Regions from separate parts of the Homo sapiens genome. Here region 1 is linked to region 2. The links are chromatin loops, found by intact Hi-C in ENCODE. Cell type or tissue: B cell. All regions are shown on one strand. Links, peaks and the distances in the headings refer to the core of each region. The heading gives the core; the rest is flanking DNA.

Region 1 (15,949 bases), core at 1,176-9,175, 83 kb after region 2:
TAGCCACCTGGGTAAAAACAAAAGCTACTGCCAGTAAAGTATTCCTTACATACTGGGCACCGTGCTAAACATTTGGCCTGCCTTGTCTCATTTAATCCTCTAACGGTTCTATAGAGCAAGCCCTGTTATTGCTCCTATGTTATTGATGAGGAAACTGATTTACCTCATAGTTTATCTAACTTACTCCAGGGCCTTTTTTTTTGAGACGGAGTCTCGCTCTTGTTGCCCAGGCTGGAGTACAATGGCGCGATCTTGGCTCACTGCAACCCCCGCCTCCTGGATTCAAGTGATTCCCCTGCCTCAGCCTCCCAAGTAGCTGGGATTACAGGCATGTGCCTCCACGCCCGGCTAATTTTTGTTTGTTTTTTTTTTGAGATGGAGTCTCGCTCTGTCGCCCAGGCTGGAGTGCAGTGGCGCGATCTCGGCTCACTGCAAGCTCTGCCTCCCAGGTTTACGCCATTCTCCTGCCTCAGCCTCCGGAGTAGCTGGGACTACAGGCACGCCACCACACCTGGCTAATTTTTGTATTTTTAGTAGAGATGGGGTTTCACTATGTTGGCCAGGCTGGTCTCGAACTCTAGACCTAGTGATCCGCCCATCTCGGCCTCCTACAGTGCTAGGATTACAGGCATGAGCCACCACGCCCGGCTGGAACCTTTGTTATTAACCACCACTGATACTGGCTCTTTCTGGAGGAGGCACAGTCCTTGTGTTACACATTTTCTGTATTCTGCATACTTACTGCCTTGTATGTAGTTGGTTGTTGATATTTATCAATTTGATGTCAGAAGAGGACTGTCAGTAAAACGATGCGTGTATGTGTGTATGTGTGATTGTTGTAAGTGCTATAGAGCGTTTAGGAAGGTCCAGTGTGGTCAGCAGGGCTTCATGGAGCATCTGAAAAGGGGTTTGGTTTATAGAATGGCTATGATTTCCAGATATGGAGAGGTGTGCACATGGTACCTGCCTTGTAGGGCACTAACATGCAGGAGGTAACTATTCAAAGCATGTTCAGGAAGGAATCAATGGATCCATCTGGCAGGAATTGTAGGAGCAATATGGGTAAATAGTGGGAACAGTGAAAGTTTGATCCCTTGTTGGGAAGAACCTTGGAGTCAGGCTAAAGAATCTGAAACTCCTGCCAGGCACAGTGGCTCACGCCTGTAATCCCAGCACTTTGGGAGGCTGAGGCGGGTGGATCACGAGGTCGGGAGATCAAGACCATCCTAGCTAACACAGTGAAACCCCGTCTCTACTAAAAATACAAAAAATTAGCCGGGCGTGGTCGTGGGCGCCTGTAGTCCCAGCTACTCAGGAGGCTGAGGCAGGAGAATGGCATGAACCCAGGAGGAAGAGCTTGCAGTGAGCCGAGATGGCGCCACTGCACTCCAGCCTGGGTGACAGAGCGAGACTCTGTCTCAAAAAAATAAATAAATAAATAAATAATCTGAAATTCCTGGCAGTGTCAAACCACTGAAATTTTTTGAGTCAGGAAGGGGCACAGAGGCCAGGAGTGGTGGCTCATGCCTGTAATCCCAGCACTTTGAGAGGCTGAGGTAGGCGGATCACCAGAGGTCAGGAGTTCAAGACCAGCATGGCCAACATGGTGAAACCCCGTTTCTACTAAAAATACAAAAATTAGCTGGGCACGGTGGCAAGTGCCTGTAATCGCAGCTACTCTGGAGGCTGAGGTAAGAGAATTGCTTGATCCTGGGGGGCGGAGGTTGCAGTGAGCTGAGATCATGCCATTGCACTCCAGCCTGGGTGACAGAGTAAGATTCTGCCTCAAAAGAAAAAAAAAAAAGTCTGGGCACGGTGGCTCACGCCTGTAATCCCAGCACTTTGGGAGGCCAAGGCGGGTGGATCACCTGAGGTCAGGAGTTCGAGACCAGCCTTACCAACATGGTGAAATCCTGTCTCTACTAAAAAAAATACAAAATTACCCGGGCATGGTGGCGCATGCCTGTAATCCCAGCTACCCGGGAGGCTGAGGCAGGAGAATTGCTTGAACCCGGGAGGCAGAGGTTGCAGTGAGCTGAGATCGCGCCATTGCACTCCAGCCTGGGCAACAAGAGTGAAACTCCATCTCAAAAGAAAAAAAAAGGGGCACAGGAATGAGATTTTTGGAGAGTAAAATAATTCACAAAAAAATGTTAGACTTTTGTCTTAGGACAAAAGAAGGGTTCTTAGGAGGGCAGTGGGTCTTGCTGGGTCCAGATACCTAGAAGCATCCTCCACTAGCTGCCAGAACTCAGCAGAGAGTGAGACACTGACAGGATGACCAAGAGGCCAGGCTGAGACTCTCTGTGAAGGAGATGCCCAGCTGAGTGCCTCCTCTCCTACAGGAGATTGCATCCTACCTGATCACCTTTGAGAAGCATGATGAGTGGCTGTCTTGTGCCCCAAAGACAAGGTGAGAAAGTTTGAGAACATGGGGGAGTGGCAGGGGTCCTGGGTTCTGTTCACAGAACTCCAGGGCAACCCTTCCCTTCCCAGGCCTCAGAATGGCTCCATCATCCTCTACAATCGCAAGAAGGTGAAATATCGGAAGGATGGTTACCTCTGGAAGAAGCGGAAGGATGGGAAGACCACCCGAGAGGACCACATGAAGCTGAAGGTCCAGGGCATGGAGGTAAGAGAGTCAGATATTCAGCTCATCTTCCCGAGCCTGCCCTCCTCCACCCTTAGCTGGGCTCTAGCCCGACCTGGGCTTGGTGGCATTGTCCACCTCAGTCCCCTCCCAGTTACTCTTCCCTTCTCACTCACTTTGGGTCGGCTGACATTGCTTTGGCCACTCTCCACTTCCCATTTCCCTCCGTGACTCAACTATCCAGGCCGTAGGCCATGCCTCCCTTCCAGAACACTGATGCCCAGGCCCCTCACTGCTCTTGTGTTTCCCTCAGGGATCCCAGCAATGATGCTCTCAGCACAGGTTTCTCTTCCCCAAATCATTGCCCCTCATCTCAGATGCATTCTTGCTCTGCCCTCTGGTTTCTAGATAGTCCCGTATCTCAAATCTGGTCCTCACTATAAGGCCCCAGCCCCACTGCTCATCTATGACTCAGGGTGGCTGGGATTCAAAAGGGGTGGGGAATAGGTGGGGGCGAGGGTGGGGGAAGGGTTGAAGAGGAACTGGTGGAAAGATTGGGATTCCTGCAAAGGGACTGAACAGAGGAAGAGTTGGGGAGCAGACTAGCCCTCCCCCCACCCCAGCCTGTCTCCTGGCAGTGTCTCTATGGCTGCTACGTTCACTCTTCCATCGTCCCCACATTCCATCGGCGCTGCTACTGGCTGCTCCAGGTAAGGACGGAAGAGCCCAGGGAGCCACCCTCTTCCTGACTCTTTGAGGGACACGGGTCTGAAAGAAGGAAGTGAAAGGATGGCTGAGTTCTGAGTGAGGAAAGGAGCCTGGGAAGAAGAGAAAGGGGCTTGGGGATGGAGAGAGTCAGAAATTGGGGGCGAGGTTAGGAGGGTGCCCAGGAAGAAAGTGAGGATTAGGAAGCCAAGCCCCTGGACCTCAGGACCCCATGGCTCTGTGTGTCCCCTTATACTCTCAGAACCCTGACATCGTCCTTGTGCACTACCTGAACGTCCCAGCCCTGGAGGACTGTGGAAAGGGCTGCAGCCCCATCTTTTGTTCCATCAGCAGCGACCGTCGAGAGTGGCTGAAGTGGTCCCGGGAGGAGTTGTTGGGACAGCTGAAGCCCATGTGTAAGGCAGCAGGGTGGGGATAGAGCTCCAAGGGGAGAGTAGAAACAGGGCTCCCAGAGGGGCCATGGTTCTGGACCCAAAGCCTGAGGGCTGATCATCTCCCTCCAAGCTGGGAGGGTGCTAGGATTCCCGGTGTGTTCTCAGGTATTAGAATACGGAGAAAGGACTAAAGCAACATATCTGAGCAGTCTTGAGGCTGCTGGCCTCTGTTCACCTGGCCAGAAGTCTTGAAGCATGTCAGGTGCTTGGAGGAGCCATCAAGGTACTCTGGGGCCTGTTTCGTGGGGATCCCACAGCACTTCCCCCTAACTTCTCTAGTTCATGGCATCAAGTGGAGCTGCGGGAATGGAACAGAAGAGTTCTCTGTAGAACACCTGGTGCAGCAGATTTTGGACACCCACCCAACCAAGCCTGCTCCCCGAACCCACGCCTGTCTCTGCAGTGGGGGGCTTGGTAAGTTACTCCCTGACCTTTTGGCTGTCTTCCCACCTAGCCACACTGCTCTTACGCAAGCCAGGGGGATATCCATCTTGATGGGATTTGCATGCTGATTTGCAAGTCTTTTGCATGTCCCAGAAAGATGGGCCAGATGAACAGACGTTCCCATCTGGGTGCACACTGGCTCGGAATCAGCCTTGCACTCAGCTGTCATGGCAGCCTCTGCCCTTCCTGTCTTCTACCTTCAGCAATTCCTGTCCCCTCAGCACCACCAGTGACACCCAGCCTTAGCCTTCCTCCTAGTTGGCACCCCCTTGGTTCTGTTCTTTTGTCCTTTTCCTATGCCTTTAACTTTTGCTTTTAGCTACTCTCCCAAGCCCTCAGTTCTCTGGAGCGTTCCTCTGGTCCTGCTTGTTTTGAGGGGAAATGGAGAGGGGGAGGGGGAATAAAGGGTAGGGGTAGAGAACAGACATTTCTGATGCCTCCCAGTGGCTACAATCAGTATTACACCTCTGGTTTATAGGGACGTCCCAGGAAATACTTTTAAGGGCCTCAAGGTAGAGAAGGTGCGGAATGATGTGTCTTATCTCCTCTCCCTCCTACTCCTCTCCACTCCAGGTTCTGGGAGCCTTACCCACAAATGCAGCAGCACGAAACACCGCATCATCTCTCCCAAAGTGGAGCCCCGAGCTTTAACCCTGACCTCTATCCCCCACGCTCACCCCCCAGAGCCTCCTCCACTGATAGCCCCACTTCCCCCAGAGCTCCCCAAGGCACACACCTCCCCATCTTCTTCCTCTTCTTCCTCCTCATCAGGTTTTGCAGAGCCCCTAGAAATCAGACCTAGCCCTCCCACTTCTCGAGGGGGTTCTTCAAGAGGAGGCACTGCTATCCTCCTCCTGACAGGACTGGAGCAGCGGGCTGGAGGCTTGACGCCCACCAGGCACTTGGCTCCACAGGCTGATCCTAGGCCTTCCATGAGTTTGGCAGTGGTTGTAGGCACTGAGCCTTCTGCCCCACCAGCTCCTCCCAGTCCTGCCTTTGACCCTGATCGTTTTCTCAACAGCCCCCAGAGGGGCCAGACATATGGAGGGGGGCAGGGAGTAAGCCCAGACTTCCCCGAGGCAGAGGCCGCTCATACCCCCTGTTCTGCCCTAGAGCCTGCTGCTGCCCTGGAGCCCCAGGCAGCTGCTCGGGGTCCCCCACCACAGTCAGTAGCAGGTGGGAGAAGAGGAAACTGCTTCTTCATCCAAGATGATGACAGTGGGGAGGAGCTCAAGGGTCACGGGGCTGCCCCACCCATACCTTCACCCCCTCCCTCACCCCCACCCTCACCTGCCCCCTTGGAGCCGTCAAGCAGGGTAGGAAGAGGAGAGGCCTTGTTTGGAGGACCTGTTGGGGCCAGTGAACTGGAGCCCTTCAGTCTTTCATCATTCCCAGACCTTATGGGAGAACTCATCAGTGACGAAGCTCCAAGCATCCCTGCTCCGACCCCCCAGCTGTCTCCTGCTCTTAGCACCATCACAGACTTCTCCCCAGAGTGGTCCTACCCAGAGGTGAGACTCAGGCTTACCTCCTCCCTCCTCCCTCCTATTTGTCTTCTGACTCCCCAAAACAAATTGTATTAACTCTTACCCCGTGGTCTGTGACCTAGTTTCCCTCAGTTTTCATGGCTTCTTAGGCTTCTTAGTCCTCTACCTAATCTCTCTCTTTTTTTTTTTTTTTTTTTTTGAGACAGTTTCGCTCTTGTTGCCCAGGCTGGAGTGCAATGGCACAATCTTGGCTCACTGCAACCTCCGCCTCCCGGGTTCAAACGATTCTCCTGCCTCAGCCTCCTGAGTAGCTGGGATTACAGGTGACCGCCACCACGCCCGGCTAATTTTTGTATTTTTAGTAGAGATGGGGTTTCACCATGTTGGCCAGGATGGTCTCAAACTTCTGACCTCAGGTGATTGCCTGCCTCGGCCTCCCAAAGTGCTGGGATTACAGGTGTGAGCCACCGTGCCCAGCCGCCAATCTCTTTTTTTATGTAGAGTGAAGCTGCTTTCCTGTTTCCAGAGTCCTCAGCAACTTAACCTTTTTTCTGTTCCTCTCCCTTCCATGTGTTAGCATGGTTTCTGGAGTCTCCTAGGACCTCATTCCCTTCCTGACTGTTTTCAGGGGTAGGGAATTGGGGCTGTGCAGCCTGGAGAAGAAAAGAAACATCAGGGATGTGATTGCAGACTTTGAGTAGCTGAAAGACTGTCTTCAGCAGTGGAGAAGTTCTGTTTTATGCTGCCTTTGAGAGGAAAAGGAGGAAGTACAGTGGGGGTGAATTAGCCCAAGAACAGAACTTCCTTCTGGTGACAGCTCTGTGGTAGCTTTGGGGGAGGCCCTGAATTCCCAGCTACTGGCAGATTCAGGTAGAGACCAGGCAACCACTTGGCAGGAATGTTGGGGAGAGATAGACTCACTGACCTCACCCCACTGGGTCCTGTCTATCCCTGGACCCCCAGACTCTAGCACAGGACCTGCCATATAGTAGATACCCTGTAAGGGTCTGAATAAATGAATGAGTGAGGGGATGAACGCCCAACTCCAGTCACATGGTCTCTGACTTCTGTCTGCAGGGTGGGGTCAAGGTGCTCATCACAGGTCCTTGGACCGAAGCCGCCGAGCATTACTCCTGTGTCTTTGATCACATCGCAGTGCCAGCCTCACTTGTCCAGCCTGGTGTCTTACGCTGCTACTGTCCCGGTATGAGGATTGGGAACCGTAGGGGGAGGGACTGACATGTGGGCAGTTAGGACAGATCAGGACCTCCAGGCTTCCAGAAAGCACTGGGAACAAATGGGTTGTTTTGAGAGCACAAGGACTTCATCCAGTCCTGAGGTTGAGCCCCAAGCTCTCCCAGCAGGCAGAAGAGCCCAGACTTAGGTGTCAGAAGATCGAGGTTCTGGTCCAAGAAGTCTACTCCTTAGCTAACCAGTGACCTCAGATGAGTCTGATCCTTCCTGAGGTCCTTGGCCTCCTCTCCTGTAAGGTTAGGCATTGACCAAAGGGATTTCTAATGTCTGTCCAGGCTTTCTGGCTTAGAGCCAGAGTCTCCAACTCCAATCCAGGGGGAATGAGAAAGAAGAAATGTGGGTTTCCTCTAACCAGTCTTGGGACTGAAGGACATTGGCTTTTAGAACTGTGCTGTCCAGTATGGTAGCCATTAGCCACATGTGCCTATTAATTAAAGTTAAAGAATACTTAAAATTCACTTCCCCAGTCTCACTGACCATGTTTCAAGTGTTCAGTAGCCACACATGGCTCGTGTTACCCTATTGGATAGTGACGATATAGAACATTCTTGTCACTGCAGAAATGTTCTATTGGACAGCACTGGTCTAGACTTCATTGCCAAGGTTCATCTCTGCCCTTTTGCCACCAGCTTTGCCCTTACCCTACACTCAAAAATCAGCCTTACTAGGGGACCTCAAGGACCACCAAAGTGACAGGTTGGCAGCTTTGCTGTCTACGAGTGTGTTCTCCCCCAGTCTCTACAGCAGCATCCAGCATGTGTGTAAGGAAAGGGGATGAGACCAGAGAATCTGGGGACTGGGAGAAAAAGTCTCAGCACCTGGTCTTAGGATCAGGGCCTGCTGGTTCCATGCTTATGGCCACTGGACACTGTTCATGAGCGGCTAGCTCCCCTTTCCTCCATCTCAGTAACAGGGTCATAACTTCCAGACTCTGATCCGGGGATCAAGAGGATTTTCCAACATCAAATTGTTCATAACTAGTCTCTTGACCCTCAGTTTCCAAACCTTCTTGCTGAATAACAAATATCTTCAACTACAGGGTCTAGAATCCAAGGGATCTCTGGCCCATAGTACGTATTAAGTTCTCAAACAAATGGACTCCCTTCCCAGTTAGTGCCAAGGCCACTGAAGCCAGGGGCCTCTTGGCCCACAGCAGGGCAGTAGGGGAAATAACTATGGAATAATTGTCTGTGGCTGACACAGGTAGCCAGAGAAGGAGCCAGGGAAAGAGAGCCCTTCTCGCTGATCCTACCCTCTCCAGCCCATGAGGTAGGGCTGGTGTCTTTGCAGGTGGCAGGGCGGGAGGGGCCCCTTTCTGCTTCTGTGCTCTTTGAGTATCGAGCCCGCCGATTCCTGTCTCTGCCTAGTACTCAACTTGACTGGCTGTCACTGGACGGTGAGTACCCAGCCCTCTGAACCCAAGTATCCAGCCCACAGCCTTTAAGCATGACATGCTCCTAGACCACTCAGGGTTCAGGTGGCCATCACTGAGCCCCCACTTTACCATTTTTTTTTTTCAATTCCTATTTCATTAGTGATTTCTAAATGTGGCAGCAAACTTCCCTTACCTCCTCTTCCCCATAAATCTTGGGGTCATTTTTATACCAGTTCTTGACCTGCCTTCTCCATCCCAAAGGGTGGAATCTAGACAAGGAAGGCTAAGAGGCAGGGCAGGGACAGGGTCTAGAGCAATATATAGGTGCTATGCACAAGTTTATGTACTTATTTATTATTTATTTTTCTCTTCTTTTTTGAGACGGAGTCTTGCTCTGTCTCCCAGGCTGAACTGCAGTGGCGCGATCTCAGGTCACTGCAACCTCCACCTCCTGGGTTCAAGCAATCCTCCTGCCTCAGCCTCCCAAGTAGCTGGGATTACAGGTGCCTGCCACCAAGCCTGGCTAATTTTTTGTGATTTTAGTAGAGATGAGGTTTCGCCATGTTGGCCAGGCTGGTCTCAAACTCCTGACCTCAAGCAATCCACCCCGCCTTGGTCTACCAAAGTGTTGGGATTACAGGCGTGAGCCACCACACCCGGCTGTACTTATATATTTAAATTTCTATTGTTTTTCCTTTTCTGATATAAAGACGTGTTCATTAACAGAAATTTGGAAATTACACAAAAGCACAAAATAGAAAATAAAAATTTCTGGCTGGGCGCGGTGGCTCGTGCTTCTAATCCCAGCACTTTGGGAGGCCAAGGCGGGTGGATCACCTGAGGTCAGGAGTTTGAGACCAGCCTGGCAAATATGGTGAAACCCTGTCTCCACTAAAAATACAAAAATTAGCCAGGCGTGGTGGTGGGTGCCTGTAGTCCCAGCTACTCAGGAGGCTGAGACAGGAGAATTGCTTGAACCCGAGAGGCGGAAGTTGCAATGAGCCAAGATTGTGCCACTGCACTCCAGCCTGGGCGACAGAGCGAGACTCCGTCTCAAAAAAAAAGAAAAAAATTTCCTATACTACTACTTCTCAGTGATATCCATTGCTAATAACATGGTGTACTAACACAAACATAGAGGCACATACATACGTGTATCTATGTGTGTGTGTATTTATTTATTTAAATCTGGGAGTTTTTGTTCCTGTTACTGGTTCTCTCTCTTGTGGCCTTGAACATTGTTTCTGTCTGCACCTGCTGCTTTCTGCTTTCTCAAGGTTAGCTTTTCTCTATCTCTTCCTCTTGGTGTCTTTGTTGTTGCCTCTTGGCTTCTCTCAGTTCTGCTGCCATCTGTGTTATCTTAGTCTCCCTCTGTCCTTACTTCTCTCTCTCCGGAGCTCTGGTCCTTAGTTTCGCCTCACTCTTGGAGCTGGACCCCACACAAAGCCCGAGTGTGTTGGGTTGCTTGTCTCTGACTTGAGTCTGCCTACCTTGGGATCTGGCCAGGCCTCTCAGTCCTGTTCTGTCTCTGTCCTGCCCTGTGACTGTTCATCACCTTATTTCTCTGTCCCTGTCTAATCTACGTTTTACCGTCTCTCCTATGAGTCTCTTCCATCCCTCTTCTTTCCATTTCTTCTTGAACCAATATCTTAACTTGCCTGTCTTTTATCGTCCTTTCTTACTGCTTGTTTGGCACTTTTCCCCCAGCCCTCCTTTGTCCTTTCTCTCCTCTCCTTCACTTTATCTTTTTTGCTCTCTCTCCTCCCTTTGTTTTCCTTGGGTTTCTGTTCATCATTCTCTGTCCTCCTATCACCTGTGTACCTTCATCCCCTTCTATCCTGGCATCTCAGAACATCTCCAACCTTCACCGTTTGTGTCTGTTTTCCTACAGCTCTGATCCCCTCCTGCCTCCCCTTCTTGTCCTTGTTTGATCTCAGGAGGGGACAGATATAGCTTGGGGGGATATGTGTGTACGTGCGTATTTGTATATGGGGCGGGGAGGAGGAGGAGGAGAAATGGACATGGCTATATGGCTATCCATCTCTGTCACCTTCCGTCCCCCACCATCGTCTTTGTGGACAGCTGCGGGGGGCTGGGAGGAAGGGGAGGTACTTTTCAAATCACAGTCCCTGAGCTTTTTGGGGCAGTGGTTATTAAAAGGGAGGGACCCTGGAATCCTTCACCTTCACCATGGGGGACAAAGGTAGTGTCTGCTGCAAAAATTGACAGAACATTTTGCCTAGGAAAAGGCTGGGGGGAAGAGTGTGTACGGGTGGGATTTGGGACATCTGGAGGCTGGATGACCATTTGGGAATCCTACTACCTCTGTACCTTGAAGGAAACAGTTTTGGTTCCAGATCTGGGTTCTAGATCAGTGGGTAGTATTAACAGCCCTAGTTTAAGGACTGAGTCCTGGTGGGCTTTATTTAGGTGAAGGGGTAAAGGAGCTGTTGTTTTGGGGAAGATAAAAGAATATGGTTCTGTGTCCTCATCCCCAGATCTTGGGACAGGTCTACTTTTGGTGTTCAGGGCATCACCTAGACTGCCCACTCAGCCTCCCATACCCGTTCCCCCTCAGACAACCAGTTCCGGATGTCCATACTAGAGCGACTGGAGCAGATGGAGAAGCGGATGGCAGAGATCGCAGCAGCTGGGCAGGTGCCTTGCCAGGGTCCTGATGCTCCTCCAGTTCAGGTACTTCTGTGAGGAGGGAGGTGGTCTACGGTGGGGAGCAGGGGGAGGACACAGCTAAAGAAAACATCTAGTGCCCATGACTCTCCTCCCTCTCCTGTCCCCAGCCTCCTCAGCCTGTCTTCCCTCTCCCTGACGTCACCCTGTTCCCATCCCCACCTTGTGGCAAGAGTGGCTATTCTGGGCACCCTCTTGGCATGACGGGCTTCAGACTATTTCTGGTCTGAAGAAGGGTGGAGGTGAAGGAGAGGGCGGGGGAGGGGTCAGGAGCACTGGGGCTCAGATCTCTGTGGGTCCCAAGTTTCTGAAAGAAGAGGGCTAAGGCTCAGAGAAGGCTCTGGCTTCTGAGGGGGAGAAGCCATGTGTGAACATGGCACTAATCTGAGCTGATGGGAAGGCACATGGGCAAGATTGTGTGAGGTCTGGCTGCTGGAGGAAGTGGCTGTGGGAGCAAGAGACACAGGCCACAGAGGAACTTCAACTGATGGGATCCTAGAGTGGGACATGTGGGGAGGGGGCAAAATTAGAAGCTGGGAGGACAGATGTGAGGTGGCCAAGGCCACCTCAAGCCAGGGGAGTAGATACCTGGGTCTCTGCCTAAGAGTGTGTATATCGCAGGATGAAGGCCAGGGGCCTGGGTTCGAAGCACGGGTAGTGGTCTTGGTAGAAAGCATGATCCCACGCTCCACCTGGAAGGGTCCTGAACGTCTGGCCCATGGAAGCCCCTTCCGGGGCATGAGCCTTCTGCACCTGGCTGCTGCCCAGGGCTATGCCCGCCTCATCGAGACCCTGAGCCAGTGGCGGTGAGCAAGGGCAGCTGGGTGAGGGCTGGGCAGCCTCTGGGACAGAAGTGTCAGGGGACTGAAGAGGAATTGGAGGACCTGGGGCCCTACCAAGAGGGAGTTGGGGTCATTGTGGGAAGGGAGGGGGTTGGGAGAGGACTTATATTTTGGGGAACTTTCATATCCTGACTTACAACACTTTGACTTCTTGACCTCCTTAAGCTAGTGTCCTTGACTGCCTCTTCCCACCGGCCCTGTACAGCTTGCCTCCTAGTGCCTTTACTTCTGATGTTCCTGCTTTGCCCACTTTTTCCCTCATTGGGCTCTGCTGTCTCTCTCCCAAACCCTCCAGGAGTGTGGAGACTGGAAGCTTGGACTTAGAGCAGGAGGTTGACCCGCTCAACGTGGATCATTTCTCTTGCACCCCTCTGGTGAGGATGACGGATTCCTGAGCGCATATGGGGCAGGGAGCAATGGGAACAGCCCTTGAAAAGGAAGATCCTGAGGAATGCAGGGAGTGGGGTGGGCTGGGGCCTGAAGACCTGACTACCTGGAGGAAGAGCCCCTGGCCTCACCTCCACCTCCGTCTCCGCCTGTCCCGCCCCCTTCCTCAGATGTGGGCTTGTGCCCTGGGACACCTGGAAGCTGCTGTGCTCCTTTTCCGTTGGAACCGACAGGCACTGAGCATTCCCGACTCTCTGGGCCGTCTGCCATTGTCTGTGGCTCATTCCCGGGGTCATGTGCGCCTTGCCCGCTGCCTTGAGGAACTACAGAGACAGGAGCCTTCGGTGGAGCCCCCATTTGCCCTATCGCCACCCTCCTCCAGCCCAGACACTGGTGAGGGTGGCCCTAATCTTTTGGAGAGAGGGATGTAGGTAGGAGGATAGGCCAGGACAAAGCCAAAGGGTGTGGGAAACGAGTAAGAGAGGAGACAAACCACAGAGGCAGGGATGGGAGATAACAGAAGCAAGAACAGACGGGGACCGAGAACAGGATGGGGAAGGCAGGAGACTTGAGCGAGGGATGGCCGTGGCTCCGGCTGCCCTCACTCTCTTCCCTCCCCACACAGGTCTGAGCAGCGTCTCCTCGCCCTCGGAGCTGTCGGATGGCACCTTTTCCGTCACGTCAGCCTATTCTAGTGCCCCAGATGGCAGTCCCCCCCCTGCACCTCTGCCAGCCTCTGAGATGACTATGGAGGACATGGCCCCAGGCCAGCTTTCCTCTGGTGTCCCAGAAGCCCCCCTACTCCTCATGGACTATGAGGCTACCAACTCCAAGGGGCCCCTCTCCTCCCTTCCTGCCCTCCCACCAGCTTCAGATGATGGGGCTGCTCCAGAGGACGCTGACAGCCCACAGGCTGTGGATGTGATCCCGGTACTGCTTATATTGATGGAGTTATGGGGGCTAGAAGTGGAGTAGGAAGGGTGAGGCCGACTTCCATGAAGCAGAATCAAAGTCTGGCTTCAGTTTAGGAAGGGCCTATTTACTTCATTTTGGGACAGGCAAGGTAGCCTTTTGCTTAGCTCCTTTTAGACCATGTGACTTGGAAGTCATGAGGCAGCGGAGGTTGAAAATTCTGGCTGGTCCCACAATACAGATGTTGGAAAAAAAAAATTTGGCCGGGCTTGGTGGCTTACGCCTGTAATCCCAGCACTTTGGGTGGCCAGGGCGGGTGGATCACTTCAGGCCAGGAGTTTGAGACCAGCCTGGGCAACATGGCGAAACCCCCTCTCTACAAGAAATACAAAAATTAACTGGGCACTGTGGTATGTGCCTGTAATCCCAGCTGTTTGAGAGGCTGAGACACAAGAATCACTTGAACCCAGGAGGCACAGGCTGCAGTGAGCCGAGACTGCACCACTGCACTCCAGCCTGGGTGACAGACTGAGACTGTCTCAAAAAAAAAAAAAAAAAGACAAAATAGTAAGATTTAAAATATAAAAAGCATTAAAAAATATTCTGGCTGGGTGCGGTGGCTCACCCCTGTAATCCCATCACTTTCAGAGAACGAGGTGGGAGGATCACTTGAGAACAGGGGCTTGAGACCAGTCTGGCCAACATAACAAGACCCCATCTCTACACAAAATAATTTTTTAAAAATAGGCATGGTGGCACACACCTGTAGTTGTAGCTACTTGGGAGGCTGAGGTAGGAGAACCCCTTGAGCCCAGGAATATGAGGTTGCAGTGAGCTGACTGTGCCATTGCATTCCAGCCTGGACAAGAGACCCTGTCTCTATAACAAAAATTCTAGGGAATATCTTCAGTTAGAGCTGGTTTGTAGGAGTTAACCGTTGATCTATGTAGGGACAAGGTTCTAGGAGAACCAAGATGACGGAGGGCAGCTGGGAGTTGTGTGGAGAGGTAAGGCTGGCAAGATGAGGGTATTTGGCAGTGATCTGATGCAGGAAGGAGGCTTGCACATGATAAAGCTAAGAAAGTCTTGTGGAATGAAAGTGAATCTTCAAGTATAGCCTTGTACTTCTCTGATAGAGACTGGGGACATACCTGCTTTAGAGAGACTAATGGAGTAAGTGGGTGGCACTTTAAGTACAAAAAACTTAGGGAACTCCACAAGTAGGTTGTGTTGAGTGTGTCCAGCAGGAAGTGCTGGAGTATAGGCTTCAGGGCTGGAGCAAAGGCCAGACTGGAGCCATTCATCCGGGTAGTAGTTGGCAAGTGTTGGAATGGTTCTTGGAGAGTTGAAAGGGAGCTGGGGGTGGGCACAGCCAAGCCTATGGGGAGCATGTGCTGGTCAGCTGGCATGGGGCAGGCCCAGGTAGGACAGTGGATGGTTGGCCTGAAAGGGTGTCAAGTCCTCCATTTGTTCAGCTTTGAATCCCCACTTGGAGTATCTCCTTTTTATCCTATATTCTCCATAGCATCTCAGCACAGAGGGACCCCCAAGTGGGAGCCCCATCAGTATAAATGAATGAGTCTGGAACAGTGGCCCAGAAAGACAGGGTTAGCAGCACCTGGCAGGGAGAGAAGGAACAAGATAGGAATGGACTGAGGTTACAGCTGGCAGCTGGGGCCCCTAAGGACTCACTCAGCTTCTCCCTTCTTCCAGGTGGACATGATCTCACTAGCCAAGCAGATCATCGAAGCCACACCGGAGCGGATTAAACGAGAGGACTTCGTGGGGCTGCCCGAGGCTGGAGCCTCAATGCGGGAGCGGACAGGGGCTGTGGGGCTCAGTGAGACCATGTCCTGGCTGGCCAGCTACCTGGAGAATGTGGACCATTTCCCCAGCTCAACCCCTCCCAGGTGACTAGCTCAGGACAAAGCCTCCAGATTCTTCAAAGGAAGATGGGAGGAAGGGAGAAAGCTGGCTTTCCCACAGCCAAAGCTCCATTCTGGCTGAGGCCCCAGGGCCTTGGAGAAGCGAACTGAACTGGCTGATGAACTCTGAAGTCACTCTCCAGACTCAGTTGCTGGTGGTTTTCCTTCGTAGCCATCCATAGGTGGCAGAGGAGGGACTTCAGATGCTTCATGACACCCTCTTTCCCTACCGCCTACAGCGAACTGCCCTTTGAGCGAGGTCGCCTGGCTGTCCCTTCAGCACCCTCCTGGGCAGAGTTTCTCTCTGCATCCACCAGTGGCAAGATGGAAAGTGATTTTGCCCTGCTGACACTATCAGATCACGAGCAGCGGGAACTGTATGAGGCTGCCCGAGTCATCCAGACGGCCTTCCGAAAGTACAAGGTCAGGGGCAGGGGTCTCAGGATGAATTACACAATCTCCAGTCAGGGGAGACTGGGCTCCCAGGGCTTTTGGAGGATGAGTAGTCGTGCAGACAGGCCTTGGATGGGGTAAAGGGTCAGGGGAACCCCAGGAAAGTTGAAGGGACAAGTCAGATATGCCATTATGTGGGTCATGAGGTGGTGAGACTTCTCTCCCTTCAGGGCCGGCGGCTGAAGGAGCAGCAGGAGGTAGCAGCAGCTGTAATCCAGCGCTGTTACCGGAAGTACAAGCAGGTGAGACCCTTCTCCCTCAAAAGTGTAACCAGCAACCCACCAACCCACACCCACGCCTAACCATTCCAGAATGTTGCCAGAGCCCTAACTCCCCTTCTCTCTCCACAAGCTGACCTGGATTGCACTTAAGGTATTAGGCATGAGCTCTGAGTGTGAGGTCTGTGATGATTCAGTCTTTCCTTGAGTGTGT
Region 2 (15,949 bases), core at 4,418-12,417:
GAATCTGGAGTCTTAACAAGGTCAGCAAAATAATCGGCAGGATTGCCACCACGGGCAAGACATCACTGAGCCACGTGTAATAATGTTCTTGTCCACTTCTCAGATCCCCAAATGTGCCTTAGAGCCCCACACAGCACAGTATTCCAGGCAGCTGCTACTATTTGTCTGAATTTGCACATGAGTGACGTTATTTGCCATCGCAGGGTCAAGGCAGTCCTATGTGAATATTTCTGAGGCTCTTTTCTGAGAAAATAGGAAGAAAATCAAGTCCCAGGGTCTCCCACATCATAGGGACACATAAGCTCCCAGTGTGACCAGAAAAGCATAAGACTGCCGGAACAACTCCTATTTCTTCACATTTACTTTACTTTACTTTTTTTTTTCTTTTTGAGACAGAGTCACGCTCTTGTCGCCCAGGCTGGAGTGCATTGGTGCCATCTCGGCTCACTGCAACCTCCGCCTCCCAGGTTCAAGCAATTCTCCTGCCTCAGCCTCCTGAGTAGCTTTATAGTTTCAGGTCTTACATTTGAGTCTTTATTCCACTTTGAGTTGATTTTTGGGTATGGTGCGAGATAAGGCTCTAATTTCATTCTTCGGCATGTGGATAGCCAGTTTTCCTAACACCATTTATTAAAGAGACTGTCAAAAATAAAAATAAAGAGACTGTTTTTTTCTCACTGTGTGTTCTTGGCACCTTTGTTACCAATCAATTGACCACAATTGTTAGATCGATTGGCTCTAACTCTGCTTTCATGGTGTTATTTTCCCAGCTCAAGATGTGGCTCATCAAAAACATCTTCAGGCCGGTGGCTCATGCCTGTAATCCCGATACTTTGGGAGGCCAAGGCAGGCAGATCACCTGAGGTCAGGAGTTCGAGACCAGCCTGGCCAACATGGTGAAACCCCCGTCTCTATAAAAATACAAAAGTTAGCCAGATGTGATGGCGGACGCCTATAATCCTAGCTACTTGGGAGGCTGAGGTATGAGAATCGCTTGAACCCGGGAGGTGGAGGTTGCAGTGAGCCAAGATCGCACCACTATACTCCAGCCTGGGTGACAAAATGAGACTCTGTCTCAAAAAAAAAATAAAAATAAAAATAAAAACATCTTCAGGGAACTACTCAGTCCTCCAACAAGATTCCTTCTCAGTGATGCACCTTTGTCCTTGGGCTGACGCCATCCTCCATACCCCAGTTACTCACTCTTCATACTGTTGTTTTCCATTAGGCCACACACCTGCCCACAATGCTATCCTTGTTCCCACTGCGACTACAAACCATAACTGTGATGATACCTCAGGACCTCTCTCAAATAAAGGGTCCCTTTGTTTCTGGGGCTTAATTCTGTTGCCAACAGCCACAGATTCTCTCTCCGGACAAATCTCGGGATCATGGCCTTCCTCCCTCATTCAAACTCACTCTACCATCTGCAGTAGTGAGTCATTCAAACCATGGTTTTTGATTTCACTATTTTAATGCCATATAAGAAATCTTGAGGTATAGATCTCACACAGGTGAGCAAAATATAGGCTTTGAGTTTGGTTTAAAACAACAATAACAAAAAAAATCCAAACTTTATATGTACCCAACATAGTTTACAAAATCCTCTCATATGTGTTAACTATGGTCAGAGTCCCTTGAAGCTTAGACTGTCTATGGCAACTGTAGATAAGGTATTTGCAGGCAAGGGAGGCCAGAAGTTTAGTGACATGTCAAAGTTTACTCAGATCGAGGCTGGGCGTGGTGGTTCACACCTGTAATCCCAGCACTTTGGGAGGCCAAGGCAGGTGGATCACCTGAGGTCAGGAGTTCAAGACCAGCCTGACCAACATGGAGAAACCCCGTCTCTACTGAAAATACAAAATTAGCTGGGTGTGGTGGCGCATGCTTGTAATCCCAGCTACTTGGAAGGCTGGGGCAAGAGAATCGCTTTAACCCAGGAGGCAGAGGTTGCAGTGAGCTGAGATTGCGCCATTGCACTCCATGCGGGGCAACAAGAGCAAAACTCCGTCTCAAAAAAAAAAAAAAAAGAAGAAGAAGGGAAGAGGTCAGGATTTGCACCTATATCTGCCGATTTCTCATCAGGCTCTTCTCACTACAACCTGATAGCCTTCCTAAAGTCCCACTTAACACACAATCTGCCTCTGCTCCTTTATGGGACCCTGAAGATTCCCAGGCCTGTTTTGCTACTGTTTTTGTTTTGGAGGTTTTTGTTTGTTTGTTTGTTTGTTTTGAGGCGGAGTTTCACTCTTGTTGCCCAGGCTAGAGTGCAATGGCATGATCTCAGCTCACTGTAACCTCTGCCTCCCAGGTTCAAGGGATTCTCCTGCCTCAGCCTTTCAAGTACCTAGGATCACAGGTGCCTGCCACCATGCCCGGCTAATTATTTATTTATTTTTTTTAGGAGAGATGAGGTTTGCCATGTTGGCCAGGCTGGTCTTGAACTCTTGACCTCATGTGATCCACCTGCCTCAGCCTCCCATAGTGCTGGGATTACAGGTGTGAGCCACCGCACCCAGCCTTGCTACTGTTTTGACCATTATTCAGCTAATGGTCAAGATGTGTCCAATTAAATTTTTTAAAATTAATTTAATTTATCATTTTTTTAAAAAAAGACAGGCCTCACCATGATGCCCAGGCTGGTCTCAAACTCCTGGCCTCAAGTCATCTTCCTGTCTCAGCCCTCCAAAGTAACAGGATTACTGTGAGCCACCACACCCAGCCAAAAAAATTTTTCATAAACTACTCAGTCTTCCAACAAGATCCCTTCTTTATGATGAAATCTTTCTCATAGTCAGCTAATGGTCAAAACAGGAAACTTCAAATCTAACATTCAGCAAATCCACATTTGCCTTATGTGTGCATAAAGCATCCCCCTTCTACCAAAATAAAACCCTGTACAATGATGGCGTTTGGGTTACTTAGCTGGCTTCAATACTTGAGTTACTTTAAGACCTCATTCGAAACAAGCACACGCACAAAGCCATCTTGAGTCCTCTCTTCTCACTCCAACCACTCCTCCACTGCCCTTCCTGACTCTTAGCATTTGAGTTAAGTTGACTTGTTGTAGCTTGCGTTGTCTTGTGAGAATATTTGTTTTTCCTTTTTTTTTTAATTTTTTTGAGACAGAGTCTTGCTCTGTTGCCTAAGCTGGACTGCAGTGGCGTGATTTCGGCTCACTGTAACCTCTACCTCCTGGGTTCAACAATTCTGCCTCAGCCTCTCGAGTAGCTGGGATTACAGGCACCCGCCACCACGTCCAGCTAATTTTTGTATTTTTAGTAGAGACGGGGTTTCACTATGTTAACCAGGCTGGTCTCAAACTCCTGACCTTAAGTGATCCACCCACCTCAGCTTCCCAAAGTGCTGAAATTACAGGCGTAAGCCACCATGCCCAGCCATTATAAGAGTATTTTCCATCTCCTCACTCAGTTCTCCACCCTTAGGCATTGCACCTGTGGCACAGAACTGACCAGAGATGGTCTGTACAGGTTGACTGACAAATGCTTACATGGGGCCGGGGCAGTGGCTCATGCCACCCAACATTTTGGGAGGCCAAGGCGGGTGGATCACTTGAGGTCAGGAGTTCAGCACCAGCCTGGCCAACGTAATGAAATCCCATCTCTGCTAAATCCCGTCTTTGCAAAAAATACAAAAAATAGCCGGGTGTGGTGGCACAGGCCTGTAATCCCAGCTACTTGGGAGGCTAAGGCAGGAGAATCACTTGAATCTGGGAGGCAGAGGTTGCAGTGAGCCAAGATCACACCATTGCACTCCAGCCTGGGCAACAAGAGCTAAACTCCATCTCGAAAAAAAAAAAAATCCTTATATGGAAAGTCTTCTGAGATTACCTCGAATTTTAACAGTGACCTTCAAGAAACAGTACCTTAACACAGAAGTCTAATGGCAGGAATTTTAGGCACAGGGTAAAAGTGGTAAAAAGAGCAAAGTAGCCAGCTGACTTTTCAGAGCCCCTCACATCACATTAGATCAATAGGTTTTCTTGGTTGGTTTTTTGTTTTGTTTTATTCTGTTTTTAGACCAAGTCTCGCTCTGTCGCCCAGGCTGGAATGCAGTGGCATGATCTCAGCTCACTGCAACCTCTGCCTCCCGGGTTCAAGCGATTTTCCTGCCTCAGCCTCCCAAATAGCTGGGATTACAGGCGCCCACCACCACACCTAACTAATTTTTGTATTTTTAGTAGAGACAGGGTTTCACCATGTTGGCCAGGCTGGTCTCAAACTTCTGACCTCAGGTGATCCACCTGCCTCAGCCTCCCAAAGTGCTGGGATTACAGGTGTGAGCCACCACACCCGGCTTTTCTTTGAGACAGAGTCTCACTCTGTTGCCCAGGCTAGAGTACAGTGGTGTGATCTTGGCTCACTGCAGCCTCCACCTCCCGGGTTCAAGTAATTCTCCTGCCTCAGCCACCCAAGTAACTGAGATTACAGGCGTGCACCACCATGCCCAGCTAATTTTTGTATTTTTAGTAGAGACAAGATTTCACCATGTTGGCCAGGCTGGCCTTTAACTCCTGACCTTAAGTTATTTGCCCACCTCAACCTCCCAAAGTTCTGGGATTACAGGCGTGAGCCAGCCCCCACCCCCGGCCTCAATAGTTATTTGAATTCAACTTCTGTGTAGGATTGGATGAAAAACACTGACTGACACTAGAGTCCACAATTTTTTTTTCTTTCTTTTTTTCTTTTTTTTTTTTTTTAGAGATGGAGTCTTGCTCTTTTCCAGACTGGAGTACAGCGGCGCAATCTTAGCTCACTGCAACCTCCGCCTCCCGGGTTCAAGCAATTCTCCTGCCTCAGTCTCCTGAGTAACTAGGACTACAGGCTCATGCCGCCACGCCCAGCTAATTTTTTGTATTTTAGTAGAGACGGGGTTTCACCGTGTTGCCCAGGCTGGTCTCGAACTCCTGAGCTCAGTCAATCCACCTGCCTCGGCCTCCCAAAGCACTGGGATTACAGACGTGAGCCACCACGCCCAGCCTCAATAGTTATTTGAATTCAACTTTTTTATAGGATTAGATGAGAAACAATGGCTGACACTAGAGTCCACAATTTCTATATAATATCTGAAGGTCAGAGATCCAAAATGCAGAAACTAGATGACTGACTTATGAGACTGGTTGATCTTGACTGTGGATATTAGAAAACTTAAAATAGGGGAGACTTTCAAATGGAATTGAGGTGAAGTATGTGTGCAACCAGTGTAAGGAGCAGATGTTTGCAGATATTTCTTTTATTTTTATTTTTGAAACGGAATCTCACACTGTTGCCCAGGCTGCAGTACAGTGCTGTGATGTGGGCTCACTGCAGCCTCCAACTCCCAGGCTCAAGTGATCCTCCCGCTTCAGCCTCCTGAGTAGCTGGAGCTATAGGTGTGTGCCACAATGCTCCGCTAATTTTTTGCATTTTTTGTAGAGGTGGAGTCTCCCTGTGTTGCCCAAACTGATCTCAAACTCCTGGGCTCAAGCAATCCTCCTGCCTCTGCCTCCCAAAATTCCAAGATTACAGGCAGGAGTCACCATGACAAGCCTGCAGATATTTCAAATCCATCTGGGTTTCTGCTTCTCCTCATCTTTCTTGTCTCATTAGACATACCTTTTAAACTCTATTTGGCATTTCCTTATTTTTCCATAGGGCCACCCCTGAATCAGCAATTTTGTAAAGTTGTACTCAACCGATGCTCAAAACTAGACTCTTCTCCACTTGTGATTGAGCATGTAATTTGACCTAACAGTGCTGGACCCAAGGAAGTTGAGATTGTTCTTGGCAGTGTCTTTGGTGCCAAAATGTTGGAAGAATCTGGGCCCATTTCCAGCACTAATGGGCAATTGTTGAAAGTCACCAGATCCCACAAGGGTAAAAGCAGCATTACCAGCAGAGATGGACAAACATGTCCAAACTGGGTAAGCAGGTGACATCTCCCATCATCCTAATAATCACTGCTTAATATGGGATGTGGGTTGTAAGAATGACAGGAGACGGGCTGAACCCAGAGGGGCTGGGCTGTGCGGAGACGGATATAAATGATTGTATTAGGACTTTTCAAAATCAAGGGAATTCCCTTCTCTTGACAAGGACTAGGTGTTAAATTATGCAATGCAGTGGACATTTCAGCCTTCTCAGAGAACAAAGAACAGTTCTGCCCCTTTAGTCTCTACTCAAAACAATTGCACCCAACATTCACATATTATTTTGTTTCAGCCCAGCCTTCAGCTTGTGTGACTGGCCAACTGCCCTAAAATCATCTAACACATGAATTCTTTTTATTTTATTTTTATTATTTATTTATTTTTTTTCTTTTGAGATGGAGTTTCACTCTTGTTGCCCAGGCTGGAGTGCAGTGTCACAATCTCGGCTCACTGCAACCTCTGCCTCCTGGGTTCAAGCGATTCTCCTGCCTCAGCCTCCCGAGTAGCTGGGATTACAGGTGTGCACCACCACGCCTGGCTAATTTTTGTATTTTTAGTAGAGATGAGGTTTCTCCATGTTGGTCAGGCTTATTTAATCTCAATTACCTCCTTAAAGGCCTTATCTCTAAATACAGTCACATTTGGGATTAAGGCTTCGACATATAAATTTTGGGGGAATGCAGTTCAGTCTGTAACACCATGCCTCACCCCAGATCAATTAAAATTTGGAGGAGGAGGCTGGGAGCGGTGGCTCACGCCTGTAATCCCAGCACTTTGGGAGGCCAAGGTGGTGGTATGCAACTGTAGTCCCAGCTACTCAGGAGGCTGAGGTAGGAGAAACACTTGAACCCAGGAGGCGGAGGTTGCAGTGAGCCGAGATTGCGCCACTCACTCCAGCCTGGCGACAGGGCGACAGTGTGAGACTCTGTCAAAAAAAAAAAAAAATTTGGAGAAGGAGGGCAAGCATTGGTACCTTTTCTTTTTTCTTTTCTTTTCTTTCTTTTTTTTTTTTTTTTTGAGACACGGTTTCACAGTGTTGCCCAGGCTGGAATGCAGTGGCATGATCACAGCTCACTGCCTCCCATCTCAGCTACCTGAGTAGCTAGGACCACAGGCATGCACCACCATGCTCAGCTAATTTTTTTTTAAATTTTTTGTAGAGACAGGGGTCTCACTATGCTGCCCAAACTGGTCTGGAACTCCTGGGCTCAAGCAATCTGCCCACCTCGACCTCCCAAAGTGCTGGGATTACAGGCATTAGCCACCGTGCCCAGCCAGCATTGGTACTTTTAAAAGAGTTCTCCAGGCTTGGCCAAGCATGATGGCTCATGCCTGTAATCCCAGCACTTTGGGAGGCTAAGGCAAGAGGATCACTTCAGGTCAGGAGTTTTGAGACCAGCCTGGCCAACATGGCAAAACCCAGTCTCTACTAAAAATACAAAAATTAGCCAGGCGTGGTGGCAGGCACCTGTAGTCCCAGCTACTCGGGAGGCTGAGGCAGGAGAATCGCTTGAACCTGGGAGGAGGAAGTTACAGTGAGCTGAGATGGTGCCACTGTAGTCCAGCCTGGGCGACACAGTCAGACTCCATCTCAAAAAAAAAAAAAAAAAAAAAAAAAATGAGCCCTCCGGGGTTAAGAACCACTCATAAAGCATGAGCTTTGAAGACAATCCCACACTCCCCTTGGGCTTCTGCTATTTCCCATGTACCTAGGAAAGTGCCCTGAGCTCTGAGTTTAGGTTCCTCTCCTATAAAATGGGAGTACTATTAGCACACAGGGTTCATGTGAGAATTAAATGAGATACTGCAGACAAAGCACTTCACACCTGCCAGGCTGTCGCAGGTACTATACAATGGCAGTTCCCACTCAGCTACTCCTGCCATGAAGAAGGAGACAGAGAGATTTTCCTGAGGCAGCAGGCAACAGTTGGAAGAAAAGGGGAGCAGGAAAGGGTGTTTGTGTGAGGAAGGTTATCCTTTGCGTGAGGAAGCACAATTAAGTAAACTGAATGTTGAAAGAGAACAAGAGGCTGGGCGTGGTGGCTCAGGCCTGTAATCCCAGGACTTCGGGAAGCTCAGGTGGGCGGATCACCTGAGGTCAGGAGTTGGAGACCCATCTGGCCAACATGGCGAAACCCCGTCTCTACTAAAAATACAAAAAATTAGCCTGGCGTGGTGGTGCACGCCTGTCGTCCCAGGTACTCGGGAGGCTGAGGCATGAGAATTGCTTGAACCCGGGAGGCAGAGGTTGCAGTGAGTCGAGATCGCGCCACTGCACGCCAGCCTGGGCGACATAGCAAGACTCTGTCTGAAAAAGAAAAGAAGGCCAGGCACAGTGGCTCACGCCTATAATCCCAGCACTTAGGGAGGCCAAGTCAGGTGGATCACGAGGTCAGGAGTTCAAGACCCGCCTGACCAATATGGTGAAACCTTGTCTCTACTAAAAATACAAAAATTAGCTGGGCATGGTGGTGCATACCTGTAGTCCCAGCTACTCAAGAGGCTGAGGCACGAGAATCGCTTGAACCCGGGAGGTGGAGGTTGCATAGAGCCGAGATTGCGCCATTACACTCCAGCCTGGGCAACAGAGCGAGACTCTGTCTCAAAAAAAAAAAAAGAGAAGGAGATATGTTTACAGATTTAGGCGTCTTCTTCCCTACTCGGGAATAAAGAGGCAGTTTTCTTGCTGGGCATCAGGTGGCGCCAGCAACCTACAGACAAGAATTTCAACTGTGGCCGGGAAAGTGGATGAGGAAGGACAGTTGAGTCCCAGGTCTCCCTGATGCAGCTGCCACTTTGTCTAGACAGAGAGTCTTCAATCATTTGTCTAAATTTCAGTTAACCCATGAAATTCAGTATGTGGACTAATCCACCTCCTCTAGATTTTTTCTAATTATTTTGATATCAAGAGATATGTATAAACATGCATACTCTTATGTTTGTGGTGTTTTCTTAGACTGGCCGAAGATATTCTCTTTCATTGCAGTCATAGGATTATTCCCTGAGACGAATTATTTGATATTGTCATAAAGATTGACCTAGGCCAGACAGCATTTACCCATCTGTTACATTCAAACAGTTTCTCTCTGATATGAATTATCTGGGGTAGAGTAAGGCATGAACTATAATTGCAGGACTTCCAATATTTATGTCACTCACAGGTTTTCTCCCCAGAGGTAATTCTTTGATGTGGACGAAGATTTGAGCTCTGATTAAAGGCTGACCACATTCAATAAATTATGGGATTTCTCTCCTGAGCAAATTCGGTGATGTAGAATAAGATGAGGATTCTGAGGAAAGGCTTTCCTGCAGTCTTTACATTCAAAGGATTTCTCTTCTAACATGAAGTCTCTAGTAAGGCTAAATTATAGCTAAATATTTACCTGCACTCCTTACTTTTTTTTTTTTTTTTTTTCCTTGAGACAGAGTTTCGCTCTTGTTGCCCAGGCTGGAGTGCAATGGCGCAATCTCGGCTCACTGCAACCTCCACCTCCCGGGCTCAAGGAGCTCTCCTGCCTCAGCCTCCCGAGTAGCTGGGATTACAGGCACGCACCACCACGCCTCGCTAATTTTTTTTTGTATATATATATATTTTTTGTTTGTTTGTTTGAGACAGAGTCTCGCACTGTTGCCCAGGCTGGAGTGCAGTGGCATGATCTCAGCTCACTGCAAGCTCCGCCTCCGGGTTCACGCCATTCTCTGCCTCAGCCTCCCGAGTAGCTAGGACTACAGGCACCCACCACCACGCCTAGCTACTTTTTTGTATTTTTAATAGAGACGGGTTAGCCAGGATGGTCTCGATCTCCTGACTTCGTGATCTGCCTGCCTCGGCCTACCAAAGTGCTGGGATTACAGGCGTGAGCCACTGCGCCAGGCCATTTTTTTCTATTTTTAGTAGAGATGGAGATTCACCATGTTGGCCAGGCTGGTCTCAAACCCCTGACCTCGGGTGATCCGCCCATCTGGGCTTTCCCAAAGTGCTGGGATTACAGGCGTGAGCCACTGCATCTGGCCGACACTCCTTACTTTCACAGGGTTTTTTTCCAATGTGAATTGTGTGATGTTCAGTAAGACCTAAGCTCTAGCTGAAGGCTCTTCCACACTCGACGCCCTTACAGGGTTTTCCCCCCAAATGAATTATCTGATGTTGAACAAGTTGAGATCACCACCTGAAATATTTTCCAGCCAGGGGTGGTGGTTCTTTCCTGTAATCCCAGTACTTTGGGAGGCCGAGGCAGGAGGATGACTTGAGCCCAGAATTTCCAAACCAGCCTGGACCACATAGGGAGACCCTGTCTCTACAAAAACTAAAACAATTAGCCAGGCATGGTGGCACGCACCTGTAGTCCCAGCTACTCGGGAGGCTGAGGTGGGAGGATCGCTTGAGCCTGAGGGGTCGAGGCTACAGTGAGCCATGATCATGCGACTTTACTCCAGCCTAGGCAACAGAGCAAGACTCTGTCTCAAAAAAATGTTCCCACATTTATTACATTCATAAGTCTTTCTACTATGAATTCAACAATATCTAATGAGCTCTAACTTCCCTTTGAAAGTGCTCTCACTGCTGGGCGCGGTGGCTCACACCTGTAATCCCAGCACTTTCGGAGGCCAAGGTGGGTGGATCACAAGGTCAAGAGTTTGAGAACAGCCTGGCCAATATGGTAAAACCCCATCTCTACTAAAAATACAAAAATCAGTGAGCATGGTGGTGGATGCCTGTAGTCCCAGCTACTCAGAAGGCTGAGGCAGGAGAATCACTTGAACCCGGGAGGCAGAGATTGCAGTGAGCAGAGATCGCACCACTGCACTCCAGCCTAGGTGACAGAGCAAGACTCCATCTCAAAAGAAAAAAAAAAGTGCTCTCACATCTACTCTGTTCATAGGATTCTTCCATAATATGAATTCTCTGATTAGAGTATAGCGTTATGGACTGAATATATGTGTTCCCAAAAAATTCATACGTTAAAGACCCAACTCATGGCATGGCTATATTTGGAATAATTAATTGGAAGTAATTAAGGTTCAATGAAGTCATAAATTTGAGGCCCTGGCCAGAAGCAGTGGCTCAGACCTGTAATCCCAACACTTTGAGAGGTCAAGACAGGAGGATGGCTTGAACCATGGAGTTTCAGACCAGCCTGGGCAACATAGTGAGATGCCATCTCTACAAAAAATTTAAAAATTAGCTGGGCATGGTGGTGCATGATTGTGGTCCCAGCTACTCAGAAGGCTGAGGTGGGAGGATCCCTTGAGCCAAGGAGACCGAGGCTACAGTGAACCATGATCACTGGAGCCAAGGAGACTGAGGCTACAGTGAACCATGATCGCTGGGCTACTGCACTGCAGCGTGGGCGACAGGGTGAGACCCTGTCTCAAAAAAAGAGATGAAGAAGAAGGAGAAGGAGAAGAAGAAAGAAGAAAGAAGGAGAAGGAGATGGAGATGGAGAAGTAGAGGAAGGAGGAGAAGGAGGAGGAGGAGGAGGGGGGAGGAGGGAGGAGGGAGAAAGGAAGAAGGAGAAAGAAGAGACACCAGAGAGCTCTCTCATCCTCTCCCTTTCTCCCTCCCTCTCCCCAGCACTCCCCTAACTGCCCCACCACCACCTCCCCATAACCTGCACACTTGCACAGAGGAAAGGCCACGTGAGGACATAGCGAGAAGACAGCCATCTGCAAGCCAAGCAGAGAGCCTTCCCCAGAAACCAAATTGGGTGGAACCTTGATACTGGACGTCTACCCTCCACAGCTGTGAGAAAATAAATGTCTGGTTTAAGCCACCCAGACATGGGTGCCTGTGTCCTTGAGACAGAGGAAAAATGATGACATGGTATTTCATCATGGCAGCCTGAGCAAACTAATACATATGGTGTTAATTTTCTTTGCCACGTATGTCACGTTTTCACCTAGCTCACTGGTAAAGATTTTTTTTTTTTTTTTTTTTTTGAGACAGAGTCTCACTCTGTTGCCCAGGCTGGAGTGCAGTGGTGCGTGCAGGGGTGTGATCTCGGCTCACTGCAACCTCCGCCTCCTGGGTTCAAGCTATTCTCCTGCCTCAGCCTCCTGAGTAGCTGGTATTACAGGCGCACTACCAAGCCTGGCTTTTTTTTTTTTTTTTTTCAGTAGAGACGGGGTTTCACCATCTTGGTCAGGCTGGTCTTGAACTCCTGACCTCGTGATCAGCCCGCCTCAGCCTCCCAAAGTGCTGGGATTACAGGCATGAGCCACTGCGCCGGGCAAGATTATTTTTAATGATACAACTTTGTTGGGGGCAGGGGTGGGAGGTAAGAGCACTTGTTCATTGTTAGAGGATTGCAAATTGGTACAAATTACAGGGAGAGCAAATCTTCCCAAAGGTAATAGTCATGCACCCTTTGACTGAGCAAATCCACTTCCCAAACGTATTCTGCAGATACTCTTGTCTGTAAATTTACATGAATACAAAGTTATTCGGTGCAACGTTGTTCATAACACCAAATAGTGTGAAACAGTTTAAATGTATCCACAGGGAAGTGGTTTAATTAATTAAGATACACCCATAAAATGGGTTAACAGTCAGGGTGGCTCATGCCTGTAATCCCAGCACTTTGAGAGGCTGAGGCAGGTGGATCCTTTGAGTCCAGGAGTTCGAGACCAGCCTGGGCAACATGGTGAAACCCTGTTTCCACACAAACAAAAATATAAACATTAGCCGGGCGTAGTGGTGCTTGCCTGTAGTCCCAGCTACTTAGGAGGCTGATGTGGGACGATCAGTTGAGCCCAGGAGGCAGAGGTTGCAGTGAGCCAAGATTGTGACACTGCACTCCAGCCTGGGAAACAGAGCAAGAACCTGTCTCAAAAAAAAAAAAAAAAAAGGCTGGGCGTGGTAGCTCATGCCTGTAATCCCAGTACTTTGGGAGACCGAGGTGGGTGGATCACCTGAGGTCGGGAGTTCAAGACCAGCCTGGCCAACATGGTGAAACCCTGTCTCTACTAAAAATACAAAAATTAGCTGGGCATGGTGTCACATGCCTGTAATCCCAGCTACTTGTGGGGCTGAGGTAGGAGAATCGCTTGAACCTGGGAGGCAGAGGTTGCGGTGAGCTGAGATCATGCCATTGCACTCCAGCCCGGGCAACAAGAGTGAAACTCTGTCTAAAAAAAAAAAAATTAGCTGGGCATGGTGGCACGTGCCCGTTATCCCAGCTACTCGGAAGGCTGTGGCAGGAGAATCGCTTGAACCCGGAAGTCGGAGGTTGCAGTGAGCGGAAATCGTGCCATTGCACTCCAGCCTGGCGATAGAATGAGACTCTGTCTCAAAAAAAAAAACAAAAAAAAACATAAAAAAGTGGTTCCCAAAAACACTGTGGCTTCCAAAGTGGGAACCAACAGGGCAGGACAGCCTGTGTCCTCAACAAACTCGGAAATTTGTGCTGGGGGAAGGAATATTGGGTCATCACAAGAGAAACCAATGGGGTTAGTGGCAGGACTGAACAAAGGATAAAGCAGTGATGATTCTTTTCAACAGGGAAGTTCTCAGTGTGGGCAGCCTGTGGATTCAGTACTCTCACCTATCCCTGACCTGCCTTTAGGGGCTGTGGCCCTTCCTACCATATGCCCTCCCTACCTGCCGCTTTGCCCTTTGGCCATTTCTTCTCTTCTTGTGTTTCTTTCCCACTTCTACTCTTATTTCTCTCTTCCTCTCAACTTTTTCTTCTTCCTAGAAGGTTTGTGTTTTTTTTTTTTTTAAACTGGTGAAGTTCTATGCTGAAAATCACAGAAGGTTTAGAGTTCCCTAAGGGCCAAAAGGATTGCTGACTCTTACTAAACTTAGTAACCTTAAACGAAATTTGAATCCACTAGAGGAGCCTAGTAAAAATCAATCAAATGGATGGGCGCGGTGGTTCACGCCTGTAATCCCAGCACTTTGGGAGGCGGAGGCAGGCAGATCACGAGGTCAAGAGATCGAGACCATCCTGGCTAATATAGTGAAACCCCGTCTCTACTAAAAAGACAAAAATTAGCCAGGCGTGGTGGTGCGCGCTTGTAGTCCCAGCTACTCGGGAGGCTGGGGCAGGAGAATTGCTTGAACCCGGGAGATGGAGGGTGCAGTGAGCTGAGACCACACTACTGCACTCCAGCCTGGCGACCGAGCAAGACTCCGTCTCTAAAAGAAAAAAAAAATCAGTCAAACATATTTTAAGATCTCTGCATTTATTGAGCACACTGGAGTTACACTCAGTCTAATGGAAGAGGTGGACATGTAAAATCAAAGTTATCTGAAGTAAAGTACTTAATATAATGCTCTGCATGCTCAGAGCACTACAGGCACGCGCCACCTTGCCTGACTAATTTTTGTATTTTTTTGTAGAGACCGGGTTTCACCATGTTGCCCAGGCTGGTACAGACTGTAGTTAAGAGTATATATATCCGTAGGCTGGGAGCCGCGGCTCACGCCTGTAACCCCAACACTTTGGGAAGCCAAGGCAGGTGGATCACTTGAGCTCAGGAGTTTGAGACCAGCGTGGGTAACATGGCAAAACTCCATCTCTACTAAAAATACAAAAATTAGCCGGGCATGGTGGTACCCACCTGTAATCCCAGCTACTCAGAAGGCTGAGGCACGAGAATTGCTTGAACTCGGGAGGCAGAGGTTGCAGTGACCCGAGATCATGCCACTGCACTCCAGCCTCGGAGACAGAGTGAGGCTAAAAAAAAAAGTATATATATATTAAATATTATATTTGTTATGTATATATAACAAATTTGTGAACCTGAACAAGAAACTGACAGCAGTAAAAGAAACACAGACCAGGCTGGGCGCAGTGGCTCACGCCTGTAATCCCAGCACTTTTGGATGCCGAGGGGGACAGATCACCTGAGGTCAGGAGTTAAAGATCAGCCTGACCAACATGGAGAAATCCCATCTCTACTAAAAATACAAAATTAGCCGGGCGTGGTGGTGCATGCCTGTAATCCCAGCTACTCGGGAGGCTGAGGCAGGAGAATCACTTGAACCCGGGAGGCAGAGGTTGTGGTGAGCCAAGATCACACCATTGCACTCCAGCCTGGTCAACAAGAGCAAAACTCCAAAAAAAGAAAGAAAGAGGCCAAGTGCGGTGGCTCACACCTATAATCCCAGCACTTTGGGAGGCCGAGGCAGGCGGATCACGAGGTCAGGAGATCAAGACCATCCCGGCTAACACGGTGAAACCCCGTCTATACTAAAAATGCAAAAAAATTAGCCAGGCATGGTGGCGGGTGCCTGTAGTCCCAGCTACTCAGGAGGCTGAGGCAGGAGAATCACTTGAACCCGGAAGCAGAGGTTGCAGTGAGCCGGGATCGTGCCATTGCATTCCAGCCTGGGTGACAAAAGCGAAACTCTGTCTCAAAAATTAAAAAAAAAAAAAAAAAAAAAAAAAGGAAAAGAAAAGAAATGAAAAAGAAAGTGAAGGGGAGAAAAGCATCTGTAAAAGCCCAAGGGTGGTAGGATGAGAGCTCGTTTCCCTGTGCACCTGGGGATGCACACTCCCCTGGAGGACCAGGGAGGCGCCCTCGTCCTCTTAGGGCCACTCTAGGTGAGGAGAAGGAACCGTCTATTGTCCTAGAAAGGCCGATCCTCTCTAGGCTTCCAAATCGATGGTGAGCTGGAAGAGTGGTGATGCGGCTCATCTTCAGAGCGCTTTCTTGTGCTGTCGTTGTCCTCCAGAGAAGAGGTTGGGGGCTGTGCAAGATGGGACAATGACCACCCAGGGTAGGCCCATGTCATAGTATGGCAGTGCCGAGGCCTTAAAAATCTATGGTTTTTTGTTTTTTTTTTTGAGGTGGAGTTTCGCTCTTGTTGCCCAGGCTGGAGTGCAGTGGCGCGATCTTGGCTCACCGCAACCTCCACTTCCCGGGGGTTCTAGCAATTCTCCTGCCTCAGCCTCCTGAGTAGCTGGGATTACAGGCATGCACCACCATGCCCGGCTAATTTTGTATTTTTAGTAGAGACGGGGTTTCTTCATGTTGGTCAAGCTGTTCTCGAACTCCCGACCTCAGGTGATC

The links. Hi-C counts contacts between places; a loop is a spot of excess contacts. Peaks named below come from ENCODE experiments on the same cell type or tissue, not always from the same donor. Only the 100,000 strongest peaks of a DNase experiment are listed, where the experiment ranks them.
Region 1: it touches region 2 in a loop (33-fold over the local background); 80 of 110 quality-filtered maps call a loop at or near these places.

Annotation. Positions count from the first base shown.
Region 1 is chr17:4,969,440-4,985,388 of GRCh38, reverse strand. CAMTA2 (calmodulin binding transcription activator 2) reads left to right here. Exons shown (of 23, transcript NM_015099.4): 4 at 2,346-2,413; 5 at 2,497-2,632; 6 at 3,229-3,300; 7 at 3,558-3,711; 8 at 4,030-4,164; 9 at 4,768-5,705; 10 at 6,759-6,885; 11 at 8,197-8,331; 12 at 10,889-11,004; 13 at 11,620-11,804; 14 at 12,136-12,214; 15 at 12,398-12,620; 16 at 12,853-13,157; 17 at 14,853-15,049; 3 more. MIR6864 (microRNA 6864) reads left to right here and starts at 15,618; the gene lies at 15,618-15,687. MIR6865 (microRNA 6865) reads left to right here and starts at 15,239; the gene lies at 15,239-15,303. LOC124903901 (a long non-coding RNA gene) reads right to left here and starts at 11,675. Exons shown (of 2, transcript XR_007065588.1): 1 at 11,587-11,675; 2 at 10,708-11,029. RefSeq lists enhancers at 15,818-15,949, 15,328-15,949. In B cell, for the core only: CTCF peaks have their summits at 4,460 and 4,661; DNase peaks (open chromatin) are centred at 4,598 and 6,448; H3K4me3 peaks cover 279 bases; H3K27ac peaks cover 1,402 bases.
Region 2 is chr17:5,055,268-5,071,216 of GRCh38, reverse strand. It overlaps the pseudogene LOC100421332. Among named protein-coding and RNA genes, the nearest start is that of ZFP3-DT, 15 kb to the left of the region's middle. RefSeq lists enhancers at 8,136-8,896, 15,369-15,663. In B cell, for the core only: CTCF peaks have their summits at 8,240, 8,439 and 8,638 (motif pointing right); a DNase peak (open chromatin) is centred at 8,646; H3K27me3 peaks cover 1,113 bases.